2 separate regions of the Homo sapiens genome follow, and region 1 is linked to region 2. A link is a loop called in an ENCODE intact Hi-C map of the cell type or tissue named here. Cell type or tissue: dorsolateral prefrontal cortex. All regions are shown on one strand. Links, peaks and the distances in the headings refer to the core of each region. The heading gives the core; the rest is flanking DNA.

Region 1 (8,348 bases), core at 319-8,318, 400 kb before region 2:
TCTGCTAAAGCCTTAAGGAATGTGAGGAGTGTCCTCTTATGGGAGGAGGAAGTTGGCTGTTAGAAAGTCACGAAGGAGGCCAGCATTTCTTCCTTCTGTATTTTCACTATTTAGGCTTAATATTTAAGGGTGTGATTTATAAAGGAAGCATTCATTTTATATATATTGTTCCCTGTTTGAAAGCCTACACGTGTGGCAGTGAGCTAGCAGACAAAATAAGAGAAATCTGGTTATAAGGTGTTTACAAACTTAGACAATCCGTGGGGAACAGAAAGAATTGTCTTGCTCAACTTAAGAATAGCATATCAAAAGCATTAATTTTTTCAGATGAAAAATAGTTATAATTTGTTTTCAGATTCGATAGGTAATATACAGTTGTATTGAAAATGGAAGGAAGATAGAAAATATGAAAAGGAAAATATCAATAGCTCTCAATACTATTATTCAGGCAAATATTCATTGTAAAAGTTTTTGTGAAGATCCATTTAGATATATATTTTTTGCACACTTAAACTTACAGAGTTATGTATATATGTAAATGCATGTAATATATATAATATCTTTATGTGTGTTTATCCTCATACTATATGAAAATTATTTTCAATTGGGACTATGCTGCCCATCCACCCACTCAAAAATCAGTGACTCAGTGATCCACTTTCAATTGTGGACTCTGTAAAATTTCTTATGATTTATGGCAGCAAACAGTTGAAAATCATTGTATATATTCTGCTTTATAATTATAATTTATTCTCAGTGATCTTCAGACCTCTCTATGTCAATGAACACCTAAGAACATTTAACATGAGATCTACTCTTGGACAATTTTTTTTTTTTTTGAGACAAAGTCATGCTCTGTTGTCCAGGCTGGAGTGTAGTGGTGTGATCTGGGCTCACTGCAACCTCCGCCTCCTGGGTTCAAACGATTCTTCTGTCTCTGTCTCCTGAGTAGCTGGGACTACAGGCGTGCACCACCACACCTGGCTAATTTTTGTATTATTCGTAAAGATGGGGTTTCACCATATTGGCCAGGCTGGTCTCAAACTCCTGACCTTGTAATTTGCCTGCCTCGGCCTCACAAAGTGCTGTGATTACAGGCGTGAGCCACTGTGCCCGGCCTGGACAAATTTTTAAGTGTAATATGTAATTATTGATTATGGGTATAATGTTGTACAGCATTTCTCTAGTGCTTATTCATTGTGCTTGACTGAAACTATATGTCCCTTGATTAGTAACTCAAATTTCCCCCTTCTTCAGTCCCTGGCAAACGCCATTCCACTCTTTGATTCTCTGAATTAACTATTTCAGATACTTCACATAGGTGGAATCATGCAGTAGTTATCTTTCTATGTCTGGCTTATATCATTTAGCATAATGTCTTCAAGGTTCATCCATGGTGTCACATATTGCAGAATTTGCTTCTTTTTAATGGGCTGAATAGTATTGCACTATATGTACCTTACACATTTTCTTTATACATTCACCTGTCAATGGACGTTTAGGTTGTTTCTACATCTCATCTATTGTGAATGGTGCTGCAGTGAACATAGAAGTGCCAACATCTCATCAAAATCCTGATTTCAATTTTTTTATGAATACTTAGAAATTTTATTGCTGGATCATATGGTAGTTCTATTTTTATTTTTTTTGAGGATCCTCTGTGTTATTTTCTATAGCGGTTGCACCATTTGCATTCCCACCAATAGTGTGTTAGGGTTGCTGTTTGCCCATATCTTTGCCAACACTTTCTTTAAAAAGAATAATAGCCACCCTGACAGGTATGAGGTGATGTTTCATTGTGATTTGGATTTGCATTTCCCTGATGACTAGTGATGTTGAGGATTTTTTCATATGCCTGTTGGCCATCTGTATGACTTCTTTGGAGAAGTCCTTAGACCATTTTTAAGTTGAGTTTTGAGTTTTTACTATTGAGTTGTAGGAGTTCCTTGTATATTTTGCAGATTAACCCCTTATGAGATATATGGTTTGTCAATATATCACTCATTTTTAAGTCTATATATTTGTTCATGGTATAGATATACTTTAATTTGTTTAACAACTATTTCACTGATGACATTGTGCTTATTTCCATTTCTTTCCTGCTCCTATTATTAATCATGCTTTGAAGGACGTTTTTGTTCCTACATTTTTGTATGTTTGATTCTTTATCTCCTTAGGATCTATTTGGAATCTGTTGGAGGAAGGATGTCTGAGTTAAAAAGAAGGCATTTAATATTGATGCATATCATTACACTGACCTCCAAAAAGATTGTATCAATTGACACTCCTATTAACAATTTATGAGTTTCCACATAGCACTGATCTTTAAGATCTTTATCATTTGGCTAGGTGGAAAGCAGTAAATCATTGTTTGTATTTGAGTTTTGGATTAATAATGAATGTATGCATTTGATTAGGAGCCAAAGCTGTGGAGTGTGACCATGTGAGTTTATATTCTGGCTTTATCACTTACCAGCTTTTTGACTTTGTGCTAATTATTTAACCTCTCTATGTCACAGATTAGTCATCTGGGAAATGGTAATAATAATAATACTGACCTCATAGAATTGTGAAAATTAAATTAATTAATACACATAAAGCTCTTACAACATTTCCTGGTAAACTCATTCTCAGTAAATGTTAGCTATTGATATATTTTAATGTTATCTAATATTTTACTTTTTCTCTCTTCAATTGTATATTCAAGTTCTTTGATCTACTTCGTTATGATGTTCCATCATTTATTTAGTGATTTGATAGGGAACTTTTAAAATATGACAGATATTAACTACTTATCTGTCCTGCATGCTACAAGTATTTTGGCTTTTTTGTCTGGCATTTCTTTGTACCATGTAAGGTTTTACCACTTAAGTAAAAATATACTCATCTTTTAATATTTCTGGCTGTAAAAAAGCGTTTATCATCCTAAAGATTATTTAAAAATTCACCTATGTTGTCTTCAAGGGAGGTAATGATTTTATTTCTCACATTTGAGTCTTTGATCCATCTTGAATTAGATTTGATAGCAGTCATGAAGGATCCACAAAAGCTTTACTTTTTTGACGATGACAATGCTCAGTTTGAGTACTACAAGGACATACAAAATTAAAAGTAGAACTTCCAATTTCCCTTTGATGGACAAAATCTAAATTTATCTTTTGGGAAATTTTTTCATGATATGAGGTAGGATTTTAGTTTTCTTCTATTTCCCACTCTCATTTTCTTTTATGTTTCTCTTCTTTCTGTAAAACATCTGCTCTTGGGGCTTCTATGAAAGCTTAACAGATTTTCTTCCCAGGAGCCAAGTTATTCCCATCGTATCAGGATTTCACATCGAGATAATTGATTTTAAATGTTGCTTTTTTCACAAGATTAAAATATTTCAACCTAACAATTCATACTGTGAACACTGTTTAGACTAACATCACTAAAATAATTGCCAATCAAGATGAATAGATTTTACTGCTGCTTCAAGATCCCTTTGGAATTTTGACTTCTGCTGTGCATTGGCCAGGGTGATAATTATATCATTTAATCAACATACTTAGTAATGTTTATTAAATATAAAAATATCCATATCAATGAACTTGATATGACCTATTTTGTTATTAATGTAACACAGATAGTATAATTGCATGCACATTTATTGAATGTTTCTTGTGTAGCACTGCAGATCCGCTTGGCCACATCTTTCATTTCAGCCATTGCTGCAGACAACAGTTATGAACAGATTTTTGTTTTTTTTTTTTTGAGACAGCATCTCCCTTTGTTGCCCAGGCTGGAGTGCAGCAGTGTGATCTTGGCTGGCTGCAACCTCTGCCTCCCAGGTTCAAGCAATTCTCCTGCCTCAGCCTCCCGAGAAGCTGGGATTACAGGCATGCACTACCATGCCCAGCTAATGTTTATATTTTTAGTAGTGACCGGGTTTCACCATGTTGGCCAGGCTGGTCTCGAACTCTGGACCTCAGGTCATCTGCCCGCCTTGGCCTCCCAAAGCGCTGGGTTTACAGGCATGAGCCACTGTGCCCGGCCTGTGCACAGATTTTGACCTGTTTTATGTAGGTACAACTGGAAGTGCCTTGCCTCAGTCCATATAAAGCTTCTCTGACACCAGAAGCCTTGGATTCTTGAACACATATGAACAGCCTCCCTGTGTGGGTGAGTTTATGACCCATGGGACAGACCTTGACCAATATGGCATAAAAATGGACAGGAAATGCTCCACCCTTGCATCCTTCCAGAGAGTGATTTGGAGATACGGTACAGTCCATAAGTTTTCTCAGAAGGTCCTGTAGATCCAGGAATCAGTTGCATCCAGGAGTGGCCAATTCTATATTGCATCGTTGTATTGGCTGCCCCTCCTTCTGTATCCATTCTTGTCTCTCCTGCCCCTTCCTGTCCCCCACTCCTGTGATTATAGCTTTCATAAACCATGGATGCATCAGTCTCTGTCTCGGGCTGTTATTTTGGTGTTTCTTAGACTAAAAAACTCATTAGAAAAAGAGTTTAAAAATTATTTCTGATCATTTGTATATTGTGGTTTCCACGAACTATTTATTTTAGCTTAAACCACAGAAAATCTACTAGAAACAGACCTTTGGAATTTTAAAAAAAATCTGCTGAAGACAACTATACTCTGTTCATTTTTAGTTATTTTGCTTTAAAAATTGACTTCCAATCTTCTATTTCTTCCTTTAATAACATTAAATATTTCTTCTTTAGAAAAGAAATCCCATTAACTCAGCAAAAAGGTGCAGGGAATTGACTTGTATGTCAGTTGTTTCACTTTAATTTGAGATAATATAAAGTTATTACTCATTTACTTAGACTGTCATTTAAAATGTAAAGTTGATTTAATCATTGATATCGAATTGTTGTTACTCTTACAGAAGTAAAACACAAAGAATCAAATCCTATGATGCATTCACATACTCACCTCAGAATAAACCAAGGCTTTGGTGTAAATTCATTATGATAAATATTTTAAAATATCTAAGTAATGTAGGAAGGATAAACCAACAATTCACGTAATAGTCGTAAACTTTGAAGCACTGTATTTACCGACAATTTCATTTTCTATGTGAGATTTTCAATATGCTTCTAAATTAGAAATCCTGTGTGCTTTATGGATAAAGAATAGCTTCCCTAAATTTTGGCCACTAGATGTCATGGCAGCTCCATATAAGAAGCCTAGAATGGGGGAGGGTTTGACTACCAAATAGTTTGTTTTCAGACTTCGGCTGCTCTGTTGCACAGAAGTGTATCATTCTGCAGTTTATAAAACCAGCCATTTTACAAAATTAAGGACTACCTCCAGCCAGTGTAAAAATCCAACTAATTTTGGATTTTTTATGTGGCGATGTATATGTTGATAAAGAAAATGGTTGAGAACAATTTAAAACAAATTCTGCTTTTTGACAATGTTGTCATTGCTTTGTACTTACTCTTAACTCCTTTATAACAAATACAACCAACCAACCAAACAACTCAGGGAGCATTGAGAATGAAAGCAAAAGAAAGGTTCTAAAAACCAGCTGGTTTTACATTTTGCCATTAGCTGATAAGATATACCAGCTAATGAGCAAATAAAGAGAATTTATAGCACTTAAATAGCTGAAAAGAAATCATGATCTTCTTATTAGATGATGAACTTATTTTATATTGAAAAAATGTGGTGAATAACTGGGCATAGCTCTTTGGCAATCCATACATGATTGCAAAGGCAAGATGGGGTAAGGTGGTGGTTAAGAACATAGGCTTTGGAGTCCCAAAGCCTAAGGTTTGAGATGTGGATTTTCCCCTACTTGTTATATGATGTTTTATTGCTTCATCTATAAAGAAGAATAGTTGATAATACTTATCCTGAAGGGTTGTTTTAAGGCTCAAATAGGTTTGTGAATATAAAGTTCTTAGCACAGTGTCCTCAGCATTGTAAGCAATCAATAAATAGCTACTCTCATTATAAAGATGAAATTTCATATCAAACACTTTAAAATGAAAAGCCCAATACTTCAAAATGCAAAAAGAGAATAAGCTTTAATCATTTTTCTAGCAAAATATAGTTCTGAAATAGAGGATAGCATAAATAGCCCTCCTAAAGTAAAGCCATCATGGACTTGAGACTGCGTCCATGGAAAGGAGTTGCTTATTGCAGTGATCATTACTAATATCTACAATGTTAAGTCCCCCATTTTTATTATTATGGTTTCTTATAGTGATAACAGTGTCCAGAAAGGCTGCTGATTTCTGATTTCCTACGTTCCACCTGAAGGTTGGCAGTCTCAGTCAGATGGCCCTCGTTGTACTGGGTCCACCTGTTTCCTCTCACTCTGACAGTTTAGCATTTAATGTAGAAAGGGCAGCAGGGCACAATCCCAAGACCATGCCTCACATTCCAGAGGGTCTGAACCAGAGACGATTCCATGACACCTTCTTAATATGCATAAAATAATGTGATATTGGAGGTGCCAGGACAGCAGACATCTGTCTTTAAATGTGCTCTTCCCAAAAATTGATGTATATGATACCCAGAAAAAACCTCATATTTATTTGTGCATATTTGAATAGTAACCTGAAATACTTTCATATTTTAAAAGTGTTTCAGCACATAATATTAACGTGATTGTATTTTCAGAGGCATGAAAGGGACAATTGAAACAAGGGGGTGGGTGTGGTGTGACTCTGGAGGGAAGGACAAGATCAAGGAAAAGTGGTGGAGAGAGACTTTGCCATCCATTAGTATGGCTTTGCCAGCTTCAGTAGGATTTAACATGTTGTTCTCCTACTTGCTACAGGTTTTAGAAAACTTTGGTGTAAAATCTCAACAAAAAGACTGAAGATGGGATACAAAAAAGGAAAGTCTAATGAGTAAAAGGATTTACTTCAATAAATCCCCAAATCCTACCACAAGTGGAATGATCATTTCAAATACTATAAGGCAGAAAATGAATCAGCCATGTACTAACAATTACAGAATGAGACAATGATTCATATGAAAGCCAGCATAATTACTGTGAATATCATATTAGGTTTCAAAATGAGGGAAGAACATTTTAGTACTTTCTTGGCTAAGGGTAAACATAATTGATTTATGATTAATATGAGGGTCCAGCTTATCTGGCGAATATATTGTATTTCATGTAGAAATGAGCTTAAAGGCATTTTTTTTTGCATTTCTGTGTGAAACCTAATACTCGCATGCCAGGGAAGCGTGGAGGAACAGTGGCTGGAGCCACTGACGGACGGAAGCTGAGCATTAGGCATGCCAGAGCGCAGCCCATCTGCCGCACCGCAGTGGCAAGATCCATGCTGTGCCTCAGCTTGAAACGATAGGCAATGGCTTATTTATTCATGTATCGATTTAAAATAAAAATTGGATTTATTGGAAAGAATAATATCTTTCCCCAGGCGATGCTGAGAAAATTTCTCAAGTCCTACTTCATAAGGAAATAGTACATTCTATTCTAGTCCACAGCACACCCCAAACACCCTTCTGAAGTTATGGTTGCACTATGAGCTTCCCATCAATACTGTGTTTTAAGGTTTGGGAGAAATCATGTTTGGATTTCTCTGAAAATAAGAAAAATTACCATGTCCTGTTAGGTTCCTTGAGTCATTGTACTGAAGTGACTATAGTCACTTAGTTAAGTAGAATTTATTTGCTGTTCTGTTTATTTGAGGTAGGGTGGGGTAGTGTTAAGATCAGAAACCCAGTCAAACTTCCTGGGTTTGAATCCAGGTTTGGCCAAGTGTAAGCTATGTGCTTTGGGAGAGTTACTTAATTTATTTCTCAGTTTGCTTATCTTTAAAATGGGTGGTACCTACCTCCTTGGTCAGCTATGATGATTAAATTAATATTTGCAAAGAGCATGGCACAGTGCTATTTGCTAAATAAAAATTATACATTTGGGTCTTTTCAATAATCCCATGAAGAAAGCAAGAAATATAGAAACAGAAGAGTTTTGCAACTGAAAAGACCTTAGAGTTTATCTGGTTCAAATCTCTTATGTTAAAGATGAAAAAGCACTTGAAGTGTTATTACTTAATAAAGTAATATAACTATTTAGAATCAAAATATAGTTTTCTTAATTTTCAGGCTGATTTTTTTTCTGCCACATCATTCTGATTTCTGAAAATAAATATAAGGAAGATGAATTCTTAAATAATTTTTCAGTTTTAGAACTGATAAATACAATAGAAATATTAGGAATGAGAGTTGTATAGATTATACAAAGGCATATCAATTTTCTCTAGTATCTGCTGCAATATAATTTTTCTACTAGCTGCATATAGAGCAAACCCCAAATACCTTAAATGAGATAGAAGTTTATTTCTCTTCTGTCTTGTTA
Region 2 (8,348 bases), core at 101-8,100:
GGTCTATCAGAGAAGTCCAACGGATGGTATTGAACAGTTGCTACTTAGAATCCTCACTCATGTCAATATGGTCCAAAGCACTATCATATCAGATGCCAATATAATCACATTAAAACAATCTCTACCTCCTGCTTTCATTTCTCCGCGTGTGTATTTTTCTGGATTTACAAGTGATTGTAAATAATGCACAATGTGACAAAGCTGTAGCCTAACAATTGTTTTGAATATGTGTAAGCTGCATTGTAATATAGTATAAAATATAGACAATGCATTAAATCACCTTATGCTATGTAGCTTGTGGGGTGCAGCTTCATATTCTTACTGGTGGATCAAAGGATGATGGGGCATCGTGTTTTTAAAAAACAAGAACGGTCAAATTCTGTCTTAAATTTTCCGAGACCACTGAAGTTCCTTTCCTTCTCCCCCAATTTGTAATAGCTATCCTCCTCTATACCATTCAAGTACTATAATTACCTTAAACTTACAACTAACATTGGCTGAACCAAGTAAATACTCAGTGTTTGCAAAAATTCAGTGTTGTTGAGAGAGGTGCACTTTAACTTTGCCACAACAAAAATTTTACTTCTCCCCATACGGGCATTTGATTAACATTTTTTTTCTTTTAAAATCTTTTTTTAATCAGAAAATGTGAAAACTTGTGTACATCCAGCTTATTTAATAACAGACAAAATAAGAATCTTTCTCTCATCATCAGAAATATGAAAAATAAACTTTTTTGTCTATAAATATTAAAAATGCTTGTATTATCTTGGTGTAACTCATCAAACATTCATTTGAAAATCTAGCAACTCAGTCCTATCAATACATATAAAATAATTTATAATGAAGACTGATGTAGTAAAAATGATTGTGTTATGTGCCATTTTAATATCAGTCTATTTATATTAAAACAGGTACATAAGCATTATCTTATTAGATCACAAGCTGTGTGAAAGGCAGGCTGGTGTCTCATGCCAGTTGTACAGGTAAGGATTCAAGAGGGTAAGTTATTTATTCAGTGATGGCAAAAGGCTCCAGCTCAATTCTTCTCATGTCAGCTCCCAGGTTCTCATTCACAGACTTTGTGGTCTGCAAGTGTCCAGCTTGGCTGTCCATACAAAACAAATTAGCTGGAAAACCGTCCATTTCACTTTGCTTTGTAGAGACACCATCTGAAAGGAAGTGTATCATAAATCAATAGAGGTCGAGGGAAAGTTTAACTAAGCCACTTCCTCACCAAAGAGAAAAAAAAATGTTAGATTTTCTTCCAGCCTCTACTGCATAATAATGCTTTTCTGTTTGATTGTTTACATTCATTTTAATTATACCTGTCAAACTGTGTGGGGAGTAAGACGATGTAAATAACTGAAACAGAAAAAAAGAAGTGACATAAGACTGGAAGTTTTGTAGCTCTAAAATAAAGGAAGCAATATCTCAAATCCTAACTTTACCCTTTTGGAGAAAAATATTTCTATATTAATCATGTTTCTGGAGGTAGGAATATTATGTTTTGTTGTGGATATTTGAAACTTTTGGTAGCAGATGTCCTTGGAGAGATACCACTTAACTTAATTAGGGCTTATTCACAGGCCTGTGCGTCTAGATTGCCAAGGCCAAGTGATGTTTATCAGTCTAAATAGTGTCATTGGAAGAAAGAAAAACTGGAATAAGCGGTGCATATTTATCTTCACTCTCTGATTGTGCAGTTCATTTTAATTAATGTTAGTCACCCAGAAAATAGAGATCATACACACTGATTTTTAAAAAGACACTAAAATACCCACAAACTGCGTGACGCAATAGTTTGGGGGTTGCTTCTGAGATTTTTCAGTTACTCATTTTGAAAATCGTTTAAAAATTGGTAATTCTTTGGTTTTTGGGTTTTTTCCAAAGGAAAATAAAGCCTTATAATAATATCATATGCCAATTAATAGTTTCTTTTCAGGAGATGCGTTTTCCACATCTCCGAATCATATACCCTTTGGGAAGGAAAACAATATCCCCCTTAAAGGAAAATTTCGGGGGCAGAGGGGGGATATGGGATGGTTATCACACAAAATTGTGACCCTGTATTTAGGACATTTCTCAAGCCATTGATCCAGGAAACTGGAAAAGTCTTGAGTTTCAAGGCATTGATGACATCATAGAATATGGATTTTTTTTTTTTTTTTAGTATAACCTATCATTGATACTTTTCAAAGTTACCCATGCAGGAGAACAATTTACTCTCTTGGTTCATGTTGTCTGCCCTCTCCTTCTTCAAGGTCTCATTTTCCTTCTAAGCATCTCCTCTCTCTGGCAGTTTTTGTGAGATAAAACTCATTATACATGGAAAATTTCTATAAAAATCAGAGACTTGAAGACATTAAGAATCTCTGAGCTCAACTAACAACCATTCATCTCTGTTATGCTTAAAAGTTATCAGTAGGCACACAGTGGGAATCCAATAAATGGTTTTATACTAAACTACATTGAAAACTTTTTCACCATGCCACGCAATTAGTTAAGAGGAAATCAAGCTATTTAAAAATATTAGGAAATGCATTCAAGGATGACTTACACAAAATTTTTAAAACAGAAATACAAACATGTATTTATATCTACATTGTTGAGATTCTAAAGTCATTTTACATATATCTCAGTAGATGTTTCTAGTATGCCTGCAGAAGTCTTACTAAAGCTGGGAGTGCAGAATATTTGACTCATTCTTCTTAGTCATAATGCTGTTACCTAATACTAATGTCTTTCTTCAGAAACACTTAATAACATATGCCACATTGAAGTTGATAGCAATGCTTGCAGTTAGAGTAACATGGCAAAATTTCAGAAAGGAAGGAAAACAGCCCTCCTTCCCCTGCTTTAAAAAAAAAAAATATGGTCAGCCATGCCTTTTCCCTTTCTGCTGGGTATGTAAGACAATATCCATTCTGCCTTTTGTTGCAGGTAAACCAAGGCCATTTAGGTAATGTGTTGCTTTTGTCTTGATTGTTTATGCCAGTTATGAGCAAACATACAAGCGAAGTGCTAAAGGCAAGCTGTCAAGTCATTGTACTGAGAGCTGGGCTAGAAATTCGAGTTGAATTACTTAGTTAATCGAATGTCTCAATGTAAAAAGAGTGTGGAAATACTGTTTTGTGGTAGCTTATTTCAGAGACAGATCTGCTTAGATCTCTGCTACCGTTTTTTCCAATTTCCTACCAAGAGTAAATTGGTTTTGCTCACATTATTGCTCTTTCTCACGTTTCAGTTGGTCTTACCAGAGAAAATGGCTCAATGCGGTAGCAATGATTTGGAGAATACCAATCCCTTGATTTAGGCGACAGGTTTTTGTTTCTTCTCACCCATTGTTCTGGATGCTTTTTCTTCTTTTTATAAACAGAACAGAACAAAAGACTATTGTTCTTAACGTGCACTGCATGTGCTAGTAACGTATAAGGGAAAATATAACAGGAGGGGTTTTCTTTTCCAGTTACATATTATACCACTGCCTAACAGAAGTGCTAGCAGCATAAAATGATGCAATAAACCTCTCTAACAGTAGCTGATTTGTATGCAACAATGACCATAAGGGTAACTCTTCAGCAAACCTGAATCTCATATATAATGCATAGCAGTTAATAAATCATAGTAAAATCAGATGGCTTAGAGCCAACAGTACCCACCTAGTAATGGAAAGGGGTGGAAAGATTTATAGAGAGACAGATTCTGTCTGGATTTTGCTTTTAGGATGCTCAGCAACTGCAGTGAAGTATCTGACATGGTTTCTAGCTAGGCTTGTATTCTGTTCATTCACTCCATCTTTTTGTCTGAAGATCTTTTGCATAGAGCTGCTACCCTTTTTCTTCTACCACCAGGTGGAGTGTTTTCTACCATTATTTAAGGTTTTGCACTTCAGACCAATACAAATCTTATGAGGAGAAAATGTTCTTTTTGAACACCTCATTTTTAAAATAAGTTTTTAGTGAGCTGCTTTCCTCGATCAAATGCATTCAGATAAATATACCTTGAAACCACTTCTCAAAACACTAATTTTGCTTTAAATAATGTCACATATCTTGACAGAGAAGCAGAGTTATATTTTTTGCTTTATACTTTCAGAACAAAGTGTTCTTAGATGTGCTTATTGGATCTCACTGCCAGTGTTTTACTGGCTCTACCATGTGAATCTTAAAAATGCAGAATTTGCAAATTTGTCACATGTCAAGGAAAAGAATATTGAGGACAACATGTGCCATACAGATCTGAGAGAAGCATTTACTTCAAATCTGTTTCTGGTTATTGGTAGGTCTTGGCCAATTTCCGGTGCTGACATGGGCTATTGAGATGTGTGGCAAACATGTCACCTCAGAGTTAGAAATATTTGAACCTACTGAATTATGATCCTCTACAAATTCTTAGCATTAAAAAAAATGAAGATAAATTGCTGAAGTAGGGGTAGGTATAAGAAATTGTTAATGCTTCCACTTAGTTTTCTACATAATTGTCTATCATGTGCAGACTCACATTTTTATTTTAGATTAAAACTTTACATTTTTCATTTACTGCTGGATTTTGATGAAGTGTGGAACAGGGATCATCTTCCTGAATGCTCTAATACTCATGTACATATTTTCACTAAAAAACATCGTGTATCATACTGTCTCTTTAATGAGGTATGTTGCAATTAAAATGGATAAAATAGCATATAACATCTCAATCTTTTTTTTGTTGTCTAGAGCATTAGAATTTTTTCCTTCAATTATGGTAACCACAAGATGGCAGTAATTCCTTATTAAATGGATAATCTTCTCTGCCCTGGATAGCTGGATAGTGACTGACTCCTGGTAAGAGAGGAGGAAAATAAAGAGAAGCCCCTCTTTGCATTAAGGGTGAAAATAAAATGGCGCAAAGGTTGAAAATAATAGGAGTGGCCTAAAGTAGAGTAAAATGGTTTATCCTGATGTCATTAGGTTTTCAGATGGCAAAAATTTCAGGAGAAATTGTGTCATCAATCAGACTAATCCTCTAGCAGGCAATATTGTAAAATGAGTACTTTGATATAATCTGGGGATGTGACTAGTTTTATTTCTATGTGTAGTAATTAATTGCCTCGTGACTATAAAATCTTAGGCTTGTTTTGGCAGGTTTAATCCTTGGCTCTCATGTGATAGTGCTGCATTAATGACAGTGATTGTAGGCAATAGTTTGATAGTCAGGGATGGTTCACTGCAAAAACAATCCTATGTCCCTGAAATAAATATTAATTCAAAACAAAATAACTGGTGACAAAAATACATAATGAAGTGCCCTAACATTATATGTGCCCTAGAACTCTCTGTGCTTGAGGAACTCAGAACAGATCATATTTCAAGGGAATACTGGTGTATACAGGAGTATAGACAGCAAAGCAAATTGGAAAATAATAGAGGTTTTTTTTGTTTAGTCTCTAGAATTAGCCCCAATTGATAAAGTGATCTTTATTTTTGTGACTGTTAACCAACATGGATAAGATATTTAGAAATTGGATTTTTATAAATACAATCCAATTGAAAATTGGAGATTCAGTGTCATAAATACATATTTTAAAATTATATCAATCAGATAAAGCTGTATAATAGCAACAAAGCTAGGGGAAGCGATGGATCAGAAAGTTATTTATCACAGTGATTTGAAAGGCTAAATATGGCTATGGTCTGAAAAATACCACATAAAATCAATGTTTTTACTATTAGATAAATTGGATTAACTTTTACACATTTGATGGAAAGGAATTTTATTCATTTTTGTAGGTGCAAAATCTAGTTTGATCTCATTTTATATCAATAATTTCTAATTTCCTGCTGTGTATTATAATTCTGATTGTAGCATTTCAGAGTCGTGATAGATTTTCTTTGGGTCTACACATGAAAAGTAAAGGGTCAAGAGAGTTATATGGATGCTTCAGCCTCAAAATATTATTACTGGGCACAATATTGTATATTTAAATTTTGCAGAGAGACTAGATCTTAAGTGTTCTCGCACACACACAAAAAGGTAACTATGCAAAGAGATGAATATGTTAATTAGCTTGATTATGGTAATCATTTCACAATATGCACATATATCAAAACATCACACTGTACACCTGAAATATATACAATTTCTATTTGCCAATTATGCCTCAATAAAGCAAGAAAAAATGTTATTACTAAGAATATCTCAGTAATTAGAACAAAGGGGTATTTTGAAAACTAATCTTTATTATTTTAACTTGTTTTTTTTTGTATTATATATTTTGCTAGCATAAATCCAATGAATGAAAAATATTTATTTCTTTTCTTCCTCATCTTAAATTATCCCAAATGATCATTTGTAGGAGCAATTTGATGAAATTAACTGAATTTCTCATGTTAAATATATTGGCAGAAGCCAAATTTAGTTCTTATAAATATATAATATTTAAAATATATATATGGAAAGAGAAAGAGAAAGAGAGGAAGAGGGTGTTCGAATGAACCTTTTTCTTTTATCTTGCCTGTTTCTAAGCTTTAATTTATTTATGATATAATATTTTAGAGTATAACTTTGAAAATTCTGGAAATACTAGAAAAGTACATTTAAGTGGACACTTCCAAAGCTATGAAACTTTCAAAAAGGAGCAAATGAAGACTCAGAATCTAAATTTTTTTCTCAAAAACCCTTCTGATCATAATCATCAAAGCCTTAAAAAATATACTTTGATTTTAACATTAAAAACTGCAGAGGTGGCTGGCAAGATGTCCAAATAGGAACAGCTCCCATCTGCAGCTCCCAGCAAGATAAATGCAGAAGGTGGGTGATTTCTGCATTTCCAAGTGAGGTACCTGGCTTATCTCATTGGGACTGGTTAGACAGTGGGTGCAGCCCACAGAAGATGAGCCAAAGTAGGGTGGGGTGTCGCCTCACCCAGGAAGCGCAAGGGGTTGGGAAAGTCCCTCCCCTAGTCAAGGGAAGCCACGAGGGGCCGTGCTGTGAGGACCATGCTTTGAGGAATGGTGCATTCCAGCCCAGATACTATGCTTTTCCCGTGGTCTTCACAATCCGCAGACCAGGAAATTCCCTGGAGTGCCTACACCACAAGGCCCCTAAGTTTCAAGCACAAATCTGGGCAGCCGTTTGGGCACACATCCAGCTAGCAGCAGGAGTTTTTTTTTTTTTTTTTTCATACCCCAGTGGTGCTTGGAATGCCAGCGAGACAGAACCGTTCACTCGCCTGGAAAGGGGGCTGAAACCAGGGAGCCAAGTGGTCTAGCTTAGCAAAACCCACCCCCATGAAGCTGAGCAAGCTAAGATCCACTGGCTTGAAATTCTCGCTGCCAGCACAGCAGTCTGAAGTTGACCTGGGATGCTCCAGCTTGGTGGGGGGAGGGGCATCAACCATTACTGAGGCTTGAGTAGGCAGCTTTCCCCTCATAGTGTAATCAAAGCAACCAGAAAGTTTGAACTGGGCAGAGCCCATCGCAGCTTGGCAAAGCCACTGTAGCCAGACTGCCTCTCTAGATTCATCCTCTCTGAGCAGGGCATCTCTGAAAGAAAGGCAGCAGCCCCAGTCAGGGGCTTATAGATAAAACTCCCATCTCCCTGGGACAGAGCACATGGGGGAAGGGGCAGCTGTGGGTGCAGGTTCAGCAGACTTAAACATTTCTGCCTGCCAGCTCTGAAGAGAGCAGTAGATCTCCAAGCATAGCACTCATGCTCTGCTAAGGGACAGACTGCCTCCTTGAGTGGGTTCCTGGCCCTTGTGCCTCCTGACTGGGAGACACCTCTCAGCAGGGGTTAACAGACACCTCACACAGGAGAGCTCCAGCTGGCATCTGGCAGGTGCCCCTCTGCGATGAAGCTTACAGAGGAAGGAACAGGCAGCAATCTTAGCTGTTCTGCAGCCTCCGCTGGTGATACCCAGGCAAACAGGGTTGGGAGTTGACCTCCAGCAAACTCCAGCAGACCTGCAGCAGAGGGGCCTGTTAGAAGGAAAACTAACAAACAGAAAGGAATAGCATTGATATCAACAAAAAGGACATCCACACAAAAACTCCATTCAAAGGTCACCAACATCAAAGGCCAAAGGTAGATAAATCCACCAAGATGAGGAAAAACCAGCAAAAAAGGCTGAACATTCCAAAAACCGGAACACCCCTTGTCCTCCAAAGGATCACAGCTCCTCACTAGCAAGGGAATAAAACTGGTTGGAGAATGAGTTTGATGAATTGACAGAAGTAGGCTTCAGAAGGTGGGTAATAACCAATTCCTCTGAGCTAAAGGAGCATGTTCTAACCCAATGCAAGGAAGCTAAGAACCTTGAAAAAGGGTTGGAAGAATTGCTAACTAGAATAACCAGTTTAGAGAAGAAC

Evidence for each region. A loop is a pair of places that touch in the nucleus more often than their neighbours do. Peaks named below come from ENCODE experiments on the same cell type or tissue, not always from the same donor. Only the 100,000 strongest peaks of a DNase experiment are listed, where the experiment ranks them.
Region 1: it touches region 2 in a loop (3-fold over the local background); 47 of 110 quality-filtered maps call a loop at or near these places.

Annotation. Positions count from the first base shown.
Region 1 is chr4:112,028,734-112,037,081 of GRCh38, reverse strand. The region is part of intron 1 of LINC02945 (long intergenic non-protein coding RNA 2945); the gene reads left to right. Among named protein-coding and RNA genes, the nearest start is that of LINC02945, 79 kb to the left of the region's middle. In dorsolateral prefrontal cortex, for the core only: CTCF peaks have their summits at 4,951 and 5,152 (motif pointing right); no DNase peak of the experiment used is centred there; H3K27me3 peaks cover 2,858 bases.
Region 2 is chr4:111,627,314-111,635,661 of GRCh38, reverse strand. LOC105377366 (a long non-coding RNA gene) reads right to left here and starts at 3,492. Exons shown (of 6, transcript NR_188427.1): 1 at 3,258-3,492. In dorsolateral prefrontal cortex, for the core only: CTCF peaks have their summits at 3,836 (motif pointing right) and 4,747 (motif pointing right); no DNase peak of the experiment used is centred there; H3K27me3 peaks cover 3,565 bases.